Regions from separate parts of the Homo sapiens genome. Here regions 2 and 3 are each linked to region 1. A link is an interaction called in ENCODE POLR2A ChIA-PET data of the cell type or tissue named here. Cell type or tissue: endothelial cell of umbilical vein. All regions are shown on one strand. Region 1 has its middle 91 kb from the start of NHSL1-AS1. Region 2 has its middle 19 kb from the start of NHSL1-AS1. Region 3 overlaps CCDC28A-AS1 (CCDC28A antisense RNA 1).

Region 1 (4,000 bases):
CATATGTTTCTAAACATTAGACTGCAAAAAGTGCAAGAGTCCAAGGTCAGAGCTTAGGGCCTGGAGATCCATCAGATTCCCTGTTTAATCATCAGCAAGTCACCTACTCTCTGTGTGTCCAAGTCATCTAGCTGTAAAATTTGGATCCTATTTGTCTGTTACCTCTTGACCCAGGCACAGAGTATAACCTAAGAAAACATTCTGAGCTACCTAATTGTTTTGGATTCTATTACATATTTTTTTCAAAACAAATTCTACATAATTTAGTGTTTTATGGTAACCAGTACAATATAAAAAAATGTAAGGCCAGGCGCAGTGGCTCATGCCTGTAATCCCAGCACTTTGGGAGGCCAAGGTGGGTGGATCACCTGAGGTCAAGAGTTCGAGACCAGCCTGGCCAATATGGTGAAAGCCCATCTCTACTAAAAGTACAGAAATTAGCTGGGTGTGGTGGCAGGTGCCTGTAATTCCAGCTACTTGGGAGGCTGAGGCAGGAGAATCACCTGAATGCAGGAGACTGAGGCTGCAGTGAGCCGAGACTGCACCATTGCACTCCAGCCTGGGGAACACAGCAAGTCTCCGTCTCAAAAAAAAACAGAAAGATTTAGAACTCTTTAAGGTCTTTTTCTCCTTATATAACATATGCAGAAATAATGGTGCTATTGAAATTAGAATGGACCAAGTGTATAACCCAGATACACAAGAAACTTCCAGTTTCTCATTCAGTGCTTGAGATACCTTAAGATGATCAAATCACAAATGCTCAGTTAAGTCCAATCAGATCTCAAGGCAAGATCTCAGGCAGGGTCAGCTTAGTACCTATAGAAGGCATCAGAAAGTAACTTTCCAATGTCACCTAAATGCCTTCCCTGTTGGTGCTGAGAGATTTCAGGATACAAGGAAGAATGAAGTACCTTTAAAATGAAGCAGGCCGGGCATGGTGGCTCATGACATGACTGTAATCCCAGCACTTTGAGAGGCCGAGGCGGGTGGATCACCTGAGGTCAGGAGTTCGAGACCAGCCTGGCCAACATGGTGAAACCCCATCTCTACTAAAAAAATACAAAAACTAGCTGGGCATGTTGGCATGCATCTGTAGCTCCAGCTACTAGGGAGGCTGAGGCAGAAGAATTGCTTGAATCCAGGAGGCAGAGGTTGCAGTGAACCAAGATTGCACCACTGCACGCCAGCCTGGGCAACAGAGCAAGACTCCATCTCAAAAAAAAAATATTAATTAATTAATTAAAATGAAGCAACACAGAGGTATTTTAAGGTCCACTCAGTGCTTTCTTTTCTGTTCTTTTATTTTCTTTTTCTTTTCTTTTCGAGACCAGTTCTCACTCTATTGCCCAGGCTGGAGTGCAGTAGCACAATGATGGCTCATGGCAGCCTTGAACTCCTGACCTCAAGGGATCCTCCTGCCTTAGCCTCCTAAGTAGTTGGGACTATAGGCATGAGCCTGGCAACCTTCCTTCAATTTGAACTAGCAATGCCTACTGCAAAAATTTAAGTGTTTATCAGCACTGTAAAGGGTCATTAAACTTTAGGTTACTGAGTGAAAAAACCAAAGAACATTCTTTCCAAATGCTTTTAAACTTTTATTTTACCTTTTACTTTGTAACCAAAAGAGAACATTGCTCAAAAAAATCAATTATAATCCTTGCTTCCCTGGGTTTAAGCCATTTGTTTTTCATGAAATTACTATCAATTTAAATGAAAAATAATATTAATACCTTTTAAATTCAGAGCTATACTTAAAATTTTCTTAATGTCGTTGCTAAACCAACACTTAGATCTTACTATCCCTATTAGAGCTTATAGTCTGGCAATTATAGGGATCAAACACTTTAATTTGTGAGAGAAGAAACTCATGTTTTAAAATAACCCTAACCTCCAATATTTCAACATGTTCTTTAGAAAATTCATCCCACAAAAATGGCCACTTCATTCTGTAACATGATATATCTACAAAAATCACTGTGTGTCAGAATACAATAACCACTTGGAAAGGGCTGCCTGCATTTCTAAATCATGTGTAAATCATTTGAAAGTATTTTCTCATAATGATTATGAAAGCATTAAATTCAATAGAAAACAAAGGATTCCATTCAAATGTATGTCCCTTCATTTACTTTTTAAGGTACTAAATGTATAAAATAGAATCTGGATTAACTGGAAAGAAATGAACATAAAATCTGGTTCCACTATAAATCTGAATCACTTATCCCAGAACTTTCTTCTAAAGTAAAACTCACCAGGATTGTTGGGAATCTTTTGATTATACTCCCTGGCCTGACTTTATTTAAATAACTCTTTAATTCTGACATAGCAACCATATTCATTGTTATTTTTTAAATCTGTTATGTTCTCCAGTCCCAAGCTAAACCAACACTTAGATCATTCAGGAAATGTAAAACACTGCTGGCAATCTGTTAGAAAACCCTTTAACCTTTTGTTACACATTCAGCACCATCCCTAGACACTTGTGTGGCTATTGCTCAATTGCACCTGTTATGCAGAAAACTCATACAAGAGGAGTACTATTTTAAAAAATTTACTCTTAGGTGAATCTAAAATGATTAATACTGATTATAAGAGTTTTTCTTGCCCGGGCACGGTGGCTCATGCCTGCAATCCCAGCACTCTCGGAGGCCGAGGCGGGCGGATCACAAGGTCAAGAGATCAAGACCATCCTGGCCAACATGGTGAAACCCTGTCTCTACTAAAAAAGCAAAAGTTGGCTGGGTGTAGTGGCACGCACATGTAGTCCCAGCTACTCGGGAGGCTGAGGCAGAAGAATCGCTTGAACCCGGGAGGTGGAGGTTGCAGTGAACCGAGATCACGCCACTGGATTCCAGCCTGGCGACAGAGCGAGACTCCATCTCAAAAAAGAAAAAAAAAGTTTTTCTTAAATCCAGCAACAGTATCACAAAAACTCAAGAATTTATTTAATAACAAAAACAAAAAACTAAGGCTAAAGAATAAGAAAATGTACACACTTTAACTTTTTCATTGAAAGATCTATCAGACTGCAAACCTATAAAGCCGATAAGTTTATCATTATTTCACAGGACTACAATGAGATAGCAGCATACAGAAAAATGGTAACTACTAATTAAGCTGGGATTTTTAAGATGTGAAGATGAAATATCAGGCTTATGTTTTTAAGCTTGTTATTTTGATATCACTATCAATTTACTAAAAGTTGTGTCAAATTTATAGAATAATTTGCAGGAGAATTGATATCTTTACTATGGTGTGTCTTCCAATCCATGAAATGATATGTCTCTCCATGTGTTCACGTCTTTGATTTTATCCATCAGCATTTTGTAATTTTCAGCATACAGATTTTGTATGTTTCATTAGATTTATACCTAAGTATTTCCTTTCTTATGTGCAAATACGGTTATTGTTTTCTGTTTTTGTTTTTGTTTTGAGACAGAGTCTCACTCTGTCTTCAGGCTGGAGTGTAGTGGTACTATCTCAGCTCACTGCAACCTCAATCTCCCAGGTTCAAGTTATTCTCCTGCCTCAGCCTCCGGAGTAGCTGGAATTACATGCTCCTGCCACCACGCCCAGCTAATTTTTGTATTTTTAGTAGAGAAGGGGTTTCACCATGTTGGCCAAGCTGCTCTCGAACTCCTGACCTCTGACGATCCTGCCCATCTCAACTTCCCAAAGTGCTGGGACTACAGGCATGAGCCACCATGCCCAGCCGGTTATTGTATTTTTAATTTCAGTTTCCATGGAAATGCAAATTTTGTTAGATTTACAAATGTTTGTTTCATCTAATTTTTTTTCCCAACAATATGGGGCATTTATCATTTCCCATGGATAAAGAGAATCCACTTGGAACTGAATATAGCATGCCTTTTGTTCTTTTCATCATTGGTAGGTGTAAGTGTTTAAAATTACATTCTCCTCATCAGATGCATTAAGAATCCATGCCTTCAAGGGACTGTGGTGTTGTGACAAATTAAAACAGAATTCCTTCCCGGAC
Region 2 (4,000 bases), 72 kb after region 1:
AACAAGCTCTTGCAAATGAAAAACCTGATAGCAAAAATGAAAAGCTCAGTAGAAGGACTGAAAAAGAAAGAATAAGAAATGGACCAGATAGGCCAAGCACAGTGGCTCAATGCCTGTAATCCCAGCACCCTGGGAGGCTGAGGAGGAAGGATTGCTGAGGCCAGGAGTTCAAGACGAGCAACACAGTGAGACTCCTACCTCTACAAAAAGTGTTTTAAAACTTAGCCAGGCATGGTGGTGCATGTCTGGAGTCCCAGATACTCCCAGGAGGCTGAGGCAGGAGGATCACTTGAAGCCAGGAGTTTGAGGCTGCAGTGCGCTATGAACACGCCACTACACTCCAGCCTGAGTGACAGAGCAAGATTCTATCTCTAAAAAATAAAATAAAAATAGGTCGGGCGTGGTGGCTCACGCCTGTAATCCCAACACTTTGGGAGGCCGAGGCGGGCAGATCACTTAAGGTCAGGAGTTCGAGACCAGCCTGGCCAACATGGTGAAACCCCGTCTCTACTAAAAAATTAGCCGGGCATGATGACGTGCGCCTGTAATCCCAGCTACTCGGGAGGCTGAGGCAGAAGAATTGCTTGAACCCAGGAGGCAGAGATTGCAGTGAGCCAAGATCGCGCCACTGCACTCCAGGCTGGGCAACAGAGCGAGAATCTGTCTCCAAAAAAAAAAAAAAAGATATCAGAGGCAGGGCTCCACCAAATGAAGAAGTAAACCAAGAAAGTGATTAGGGGAGACAGGCATCAGAAGAGAAAGGAAGTCTCTAGGATGACAGTGAAGGAGGTCACACAGATGGCTGAGAACCAGCCACGGAGGAACACTCATCTAGATTAGATTAAATCAGATTGGAAGGCTCTAGGAGTCATATCTCCAAGAAGACAAAACTCAGTGAATTCTTAAGGCAAAAAGAAGATACTGATAGGGTAGAGTTGAAAGTTGAAACAACAATAAACACATAGAAATATACACACCCCAAAAAGCCGTTATTTATGTCAGGAGAGACAAAAGTTGTAAAATAAAGGAAAAGCAATCGTGTTTGATGATGTGGCTCTGCTCGAATGGTGGACACTGCTTTAACGCTATACACACTGAATGCTGAACTAAACAAAGCAATGAAAGAGGATAGGGAAGATGTAGGATGGGAGGTATACCTATAGGGGGGTGGGTTGAGGAAGGAAAAAAGGGCTAAATCCTCATCTTGAGAGGTCAATAGATACCAATACTTAAAACTAAAAAACCACAAAAGAGCAAAAGGAGCGTAATGTTTGGAGATACAGAGGAAAATTTCTTTAAAATCAGCTAAAATTTCTGAATGACTACCCATGACCATTCACACTGGCTCATGCCCAGTGCTCGTGTCTGTGGCCATGCAGTCAGCTCATTCACCAAGAGAGACTGTATACAGCATGAAATGAAAACTTTTTCACCATAAATCCTCTACAACCATTGGGGAAAAAGTCAAAGAAGGCAGCTTAACAATCTCATAACAGTTACATCCTTGAATGCTAAGGAGAATACATTATTTTTTAAAGCGTGCAGTAACTATCAGTCAAGAAGGAATTTCATCGCTACCTCCTCCCTATGATTTTCTTTCCCCTTCATAGTTATTCCTCTGACCGCCCAGCACTCAACAATAAAACTAAAAATGGAATTAGGTAATTACTATCTATAACCCAGGAAAAAATTTTTTAAAAACCATAGTATACTAAAAGAACACTTCAGCTCAGTCTAGGTCTGTGAAGCCATCTGAGGGGCAATATGGTCTAATTCTAAAGTGGAATCAAGTACAAGCAGAATATCTGAGCAAAAGGAACATAATAGCTAATTCAGAACACTTTCCACTTCTTTTTGAAACAGACGTTCACCATATTTCAATTTCAAATACTACATTATGTCTCCTAAAACATGAGATATATTCCTTTTTGAGGACTTATAATAAAAATGTTTCAGCTGGGCGCAGTGGCTCACACCTGTAATCTCAGCACTTTGGGAGGCCGAGGTAGGCAGATCACGAGGTCAGGAAATCAAGACCAGCCTGGCCAACATGATGAAACCTTGTCTCTACTAAAATTACAAAAATTAGCTGGGCATGGTGGCACGCACTTGTAGTCCCAGCTACTCGGGCGGCTGAGGCAGGAAAATTGCTTGAACCAGGGAGGCAGAGGTTGCAGTGAGCCGAGATCGCACCACTGCACTCCAATCTGGGAGAGCAAGACTGTCTCATAGATAGCTAGATAGATAGGTAGATAGATAGATAGATAGATAGATAGATAGATAATGTTTCTAGATTATTTCTATTATCTCTCTTCTCCATTAGCTCAAATATCAAGAAAAAATGAATAACCAACTGGAATTCCTGTAACTTGGAATCCAGTAACTTGATTGGAATTTCACTGTAAAAACTGTATGATATTTTCTAATCATGCTAAATACTCACTTTTAGCTATTCATATATTTTCAATGAGAAAGTCTGAGGAATTTGCAAAGCAATACTTGGTGGGCGGGGGTGAGGGGGCAGTATTTAACCAGAAAAAAAAAAAAAAGACTCTTCTTATTTTGTCCTGCCCCATTAATATAAACACACATTTATGTAGCTAAGATTTAAGTGACTAGAACAGTTTCCCAGACTCAGCATTTTTTACTTCTTCTATTTCTTCATTTTTACAGCTACAAAAAAAAAAACAAAAAACACACAGTCAAGTTTCATTTCTGGCAACAGAGATAGGGAGGCCCAATTCCATATAACACAATCATTGCACAAGTCTAAAGGCTCTCACTGAATTTTTTTCAAGTTTAAGTTAAAAAACAGAAGTTAATTTTCACTTTGGAAATCGAACTTGAAAGAAAAATGTGACCTCTCATTACTTAATTCCTTCCAAGAAACTCCTTCTGGAACATAAATTGTTAAGACATGGCCACTTGGGGAAAACATTTTCAAGTCATGTTTGACATGTGAAGCTACATGGCACTTGACAGGAGTAATTTTTAACAAGCTCAAGTCTGTCTTTTCTTTACACGATTAACATGATTTAAAAACATGTACTTTACCAAAAGCTTGCAGGGTTCTATAAACATTCAGATCCTTTTACAAAGACTGCATAGTGCAAGTGGGAAGGGCTTTTAATGGTCAGCATGCTGTTTGTTAAAACACACATACACACCACAATCTTTAAACAGAAATTAAAGGTAAATGGATGCTCTCATAAAATTGAATGTTTTCTTGTATTTTATCAGTAGATAAATGGGATTACAGATACAAAGCTATAAACTAAGGTATGGTATTCAAAGCAAGGATAAAACTACATATACATGAAAATAATCATTTCCAGCAATAGAGCTAAGTAAAAAAAGCAACAAATTTTTTTTTTCAATTTTTAAAATATATCCTTTATTAGGTAAAAATTCTCCTTTTAATTTACTGAGAGTTTTTATGAGAAAAGGATGTTGAATTGTATTGAATGCTCTTTCTGCATCTGTTGATATAATTTTTTTAATTTTTTGAAGCGTGTAATTTGGTTATTTTATTGTGTGTTTTTTTTTAAGTTTCAGGGTACATGTGCAGGATGTGCAGGTTTGTTACGTAGGTAAGCATGTGCCATGGTGGTTTGCTGCACCTAACAACCCATCACCTAGGTATTAAGCCCAGCATGCATTAGCTGTTTTTCCTAATGCTTTCCCCTAGCCCTCCCTCGCACCACAGGCCCCAGTAAGTGTTGTTCCCCTCCCTGTGTCCATGTATTCTCATTGTTCAGCTCCCACTTATAAGTGAGAACATACAGCGTTTGGTTTTCCACTCCTGCATTAGTTTGCTGAGGATAATGGCTTCCCACTTCATCCGTGTCCCTGCAAAGAACATGATCTTGTTCCTTTTTATGGCTGCATAGTATTCCATGGTGTATACATGCCACATTTTCTTTATCCAGTCTATCACTGATGGGCATTTGGGTTGACTCCATGTCTTTGCTATTGTGAACAGTGCTACAATGAACATATG
Region 3 (4,000 bases), 120 kb after region 1:
GTTTTTCACACTGGGGGTGCGGTAGATGAAGTAAATAAATATGTGCATCTCTTAGAACCAAATATGGGGATTTTCCAAGCTCTACCACTCCCTGCCCCACCCCTTTCCTTCTGAATTTACGACGTACATTTTGGAGACAGTTCTAGATTATTTCTAATTTTTGTAATTAAAATTACTTAATGGTATTATAAACTACAGAAAAGCTACTACTATCTTTATTCAACTGATTTCCTCAAAATAGAAGAGACTTTTGAACTACAGGCAGGGTTTACCTGCTATGAAAGGGCCCAATATCCATCTGTGGGTATTTTAAGGCCTCTGTACACCTGCCAGATCAAAGTTCTCATGCCCCTGGGATTAAGTTAGTAGTTGGTCATCACACGTAGAATTGTATAATTTAGGGCATAGGGTGGGGTCACCCAGGGGCTAACTCAGGGAAAAAAAACCCCACAGATATGGAGGGAAAAAAGACCTCATAGAGCCATCATGCAGTTATATTTCAGGGACTTTGGAGTAAGATTTCACTGCAGCAAGTTTATGCTGATTTTCTTTTAAAAATTAATAACTGGATTAAGATACATCCTACTGCCAGTTATAAATGCAAATATATGACTTGGGAGGGGCAACACATTTATTCAGCAACATCCCCATACACTTTAAAGTTTACTTGGATTAGTAAATTAGAACAGTGGAGCAAACGAACTATTCATTTGACTTTCAGGTTGCTAATTCTTTAATTGCATTAATTAAAAACTAGTACAACCATGAACTTACATTCACTTCCCCAAAAGTATTTAGTCAATCAGTCACGTAATAGTTTCACAAATGTGGGCAAATTAACTCATCTAGTTTGTAAAAATAAAGTTACTACCTCACCAGGTGATTGTTCACATGAACATGTGTGAACCACGTAGCAACACAGAAAGTCTCAGATCCCAGGTATCCTGAGCACCAAGGTCTGCTAACTTATTCTAGGGCAGTAGAACAATAATCTGGAATTTTTCCAAATTCTGCTATTAGCTCTGTTGAAGGCCTCTGGGGCTCTCTCAACTCTCACAGCTATACTGACTGCAACCATCTCGGAGACATGTAACAGGTCTGCTGACTTCAAACCCCAAGCCCTTAGTCATTTACCATTGCTATACTGTCTTGGCATAGCATAAAAGTCTCTAGAGAGATATGACACAGAGCCCTTTCCAGGGAAAGGCACATTTATTAGTCCTAGGACCAAAGTTTCTGCCAGATATTCATCTACTCTGTGAGCTGGGCTAGACAAGGTAGAAACCACAAGTATGTCTTCCCTTTAGGCTCAGAGCAAAGTCAGGGCATCTTTTCTCATAAGCTTGGGGCTTAGACAGTAAAGTCACAGTCCAAAGAGAAAACAAACCCTCTTAAAGCTCTGCAGGGAACTTTATGAGAGGGAAGATGACTCAGCACAAGAGAAAGAGTGTGTTGATGCCTTTGTTCCTCCAGAATGATGGCCTCATTGTGTTCCTGTGTTCTTGACATCTTTGATGTGTCCTTTAATGCTGGCCAGTGCAAGATGTTAGATTATGGGGACACGGTGGTGGGGAGGGTGCTGTGGTCAACATATGCTTTCAAGGCTCCATCTACTTTCAACTTCCTCAGTACATGTTCATCCTTCCCTCCTATGAAGTCTTTTTTTTTTTTTTTTTTTTTTTTTTTGAGACAGAGTCTTGCTTTGTTGCTCAGGCTAGAATGCAGTGGCACGATCTCGGCTTATTGCAACCTCCACCTCCCGGGTTCAAGCGATTCTCCTGTCTCAGCCTTCCAAGTAGCTGGGATTACAGGTGCCCGCCACCATGCCCGGCTAATTTTTATATTTTTAGTGGAGATGGGGTTTCACCATGTTGGCCAGGCTGCTGTGACCTCAGGTGATCCAACTGCCTCAGCCTCCCAAAGTGTTGGAATTACAGGTGTGAGCCACCGCACCTGGCCCCTCCTGTGAAGTCTTGTAACACAACTTATTCTTATGTTCAGATCTCATTATTTTTATGGGAATAGCTTTTCTCCTTAGGTCGATTATAAATTATTTGAGGACAGGATGCACAGATTAGAAGTAGACTGTGAAGGCAACAAATACTTGCTAATGTTTGTCATTGATAAGATAAGGGAAAAGTGTATTTGATAAAAGAGGTAACTCCTACCTGGTGTAGGAGTTTGGAAGCATTCTTACAAATCAAGAAATGTTGAAGAAAAATGTCTAGAGGTGTCACTAGACTAGGAAAGTGGGTCAGGAAGCATGAGAAAAACAAGATATTCACTAGAAGAGGAAGTGGATTTTGAGGCCAGGAATAAGGTCAGTGCTGCAGACACTGCAGGAATAACCACAAGAGAAATTCCAGCCAGGAGGGGCCGCCCATGCCTGGGGAGCATTTAGCGGGTAGATCCACATTTGAACTGTTCCTCAGGGCCTCTTCTGTGGCATTGGAGAATATCACTGTAGGACTTTGGACTATTGTGATTTGTCTATTGCAAAACATATGCATAGAGTCGTTTGTTTATCTCTAAACAAAGCTTGATTTTACTATACTGCAATTATTGAACTTGCAAGGGGAGTTCATACCAGTTTACTACACTATCCCATGGACAGTTTTCTCAGGTTTTGGCTCATGCCAAAGCACATGATTTTGGAGTAAAAAAAGACTCTGTCATTTCAACTTTCTAAGCCTAGTTTCCGCTCTTCCGAAATGGGAATATTTCTCATCTCAACAAGGTGTTGCTTTTAACACCTTACCAGAGATACATAATAGACCCTTCATGAGTATTAGTTTCCTTCCTGTCTTTATGCCATAAGTATATCTGGCAAGATGATTATAACTTGAAACATTAGTGCATATTTAAGCCATAATAAATGTTTCCTAGAAGAAAGCAAAGGAAATAGCCTGAAACTTCAGAATCACTGAAGGAAGCCCAAGAAGGCATTTAGTTACTTTAGTATTGCTCTTCTAAACAGATGACCTATGACACAAAGCAAACTATCTTTCAATTAAGTTATTTTTGTTTTATGATGCATTCAGTTTTCATAAAATCAACTCTAGGAATTAGTTTATTTCCTCCCATGAAGAAAACAATTTTTTGATTTCTATAAAAAAATTATATCTTTTATATCTATATCATAAATAATTTTAATTTTAAATGCTGTTTAAAAGTAATTTTAACTGGCATTTTCATTGGCTGATACTTACAATCTTGACAATTTGATTTTGCTTATATTGACACATATTTCTAACTATCCGTTTAGATATTCTCCTAAGGTCTCTTACCACATCAAAAGGATATATAAACAAGTATTCTTTTAAAACAAAACTGAGAATATAGTAATCATGTTACTATCTATATGTATCTCATAACATGATGTTGATGTTGTAAAACTCAAATACACACAGTAAAATTTATTTTAAAAAAAACCAAAACTGAGAAAACAGCAACCAATAATTTTTTCTTGGTCCTAAAAAGAGCGAACACAAACATATCATTTTTCTATGCATGCATAATAAACACCTTTACTTTTTTCGACGTGGTTAACAGTCACTAATAAAGTCAGAGGATATTGATGATATATATATGCACATATATATAATTATATTAAAAAAGGAAATGTCTATTTCAGGCCCAAATTATTATCTGTTAATAATAATCATTAGTAAATAAGAAAAGGTACTTCAATCAACAAATACTAACTGAGCTTCTATTATATACCGAGCACATAGTGCTGGCTCCTATAAATCTGGGTGTGAATGAGACCCCTTATTTCTTACTAGTTATACTGTATATTTACAAATGATTGAATCATATATGCTTTATTTTTTACTGCATTAAAACACATGTACTTCTTAAAGCTTAATATTTAAAAAAATGAATTTTATCAGAAAAATAAATCAACAAAGAAGCCAGAGGGTTGGGTCAAAATGTTTCTCAGCTGTAAGAGCTCCTAGATTGATAGCCAATAAGCTATCTGGAAGTCATTCTCTTCCTT

Evidence for each region. Peaks named below come from ENCODE experiments on the same cell type or tissue, not always from the same donor. Only the 100,000 strongest peaks of a DNase experiment are listed, where the experiment ranks them.
Region 2: POLR2A ChIA-PET joins it to region 1 with 5 read pairs; 3 of 35 experiments call an interaction of 5 or more read pairs at or near these places.
Region 3: POLR2A ChIA-PET joins it to region 1 with 8 read pairs; 3 of 35 experiments call an interaction of 5 or more read pairs at or near these places.

What each region holds. Positions count from the first base shown.
Region 1 is chr6:138,598,926-138,602,925 of GRCh38, forward strand. It overlaps a transcript of NHSL1 not described here. Among named protein-coding and RNA genes, the nearest start is that of NHSL1-AS1, 91 kb to the right of the region's middle. In endothelial cell of umbilical vein, no CTCF peak of the experiment used is centred here; a DNase peak (open chromatin) is centred at 2,406; H3K27ac peaks cover 1,616 bases.
Region 2 is chr6:138,670,783-138,674,782 of GRCh38, forward strand. It overlaps a transcript of NHSL1 not described here. Among named protein-coding and RNA genes, the nearest start is that of NHSL1-AS1, 19 kb to the right of the region's middle. In endothelial cell of umbilical vein, no CTCF peak of the experiment used is centred here; no DNase peak of the experiment used is centred here.
Region 3 is chr6:138,721,814-138,725,813 of GRCh38, forward strand. It overlaps CCDC28A-AS1 (CCDC28A antisense RNA 1), which reads right to left. Exons shown (of 3, transcript NR_161205.1): 3 at 3,402-4,000. Among named protein-coding and RNA genes, the nearest start is that of NHSL1-AS1, 32 kb to the left of the region's middle. RefSeq lists an enhancer at 968-1,618. In endothelial cell of umbilical vein, a CTCF peak has its summit at 2,339 (motif pointing right); DNase peaks (open chromatin) are centred at 1,448 and 2,328; H3K27ac peaks cover 1,185 bases.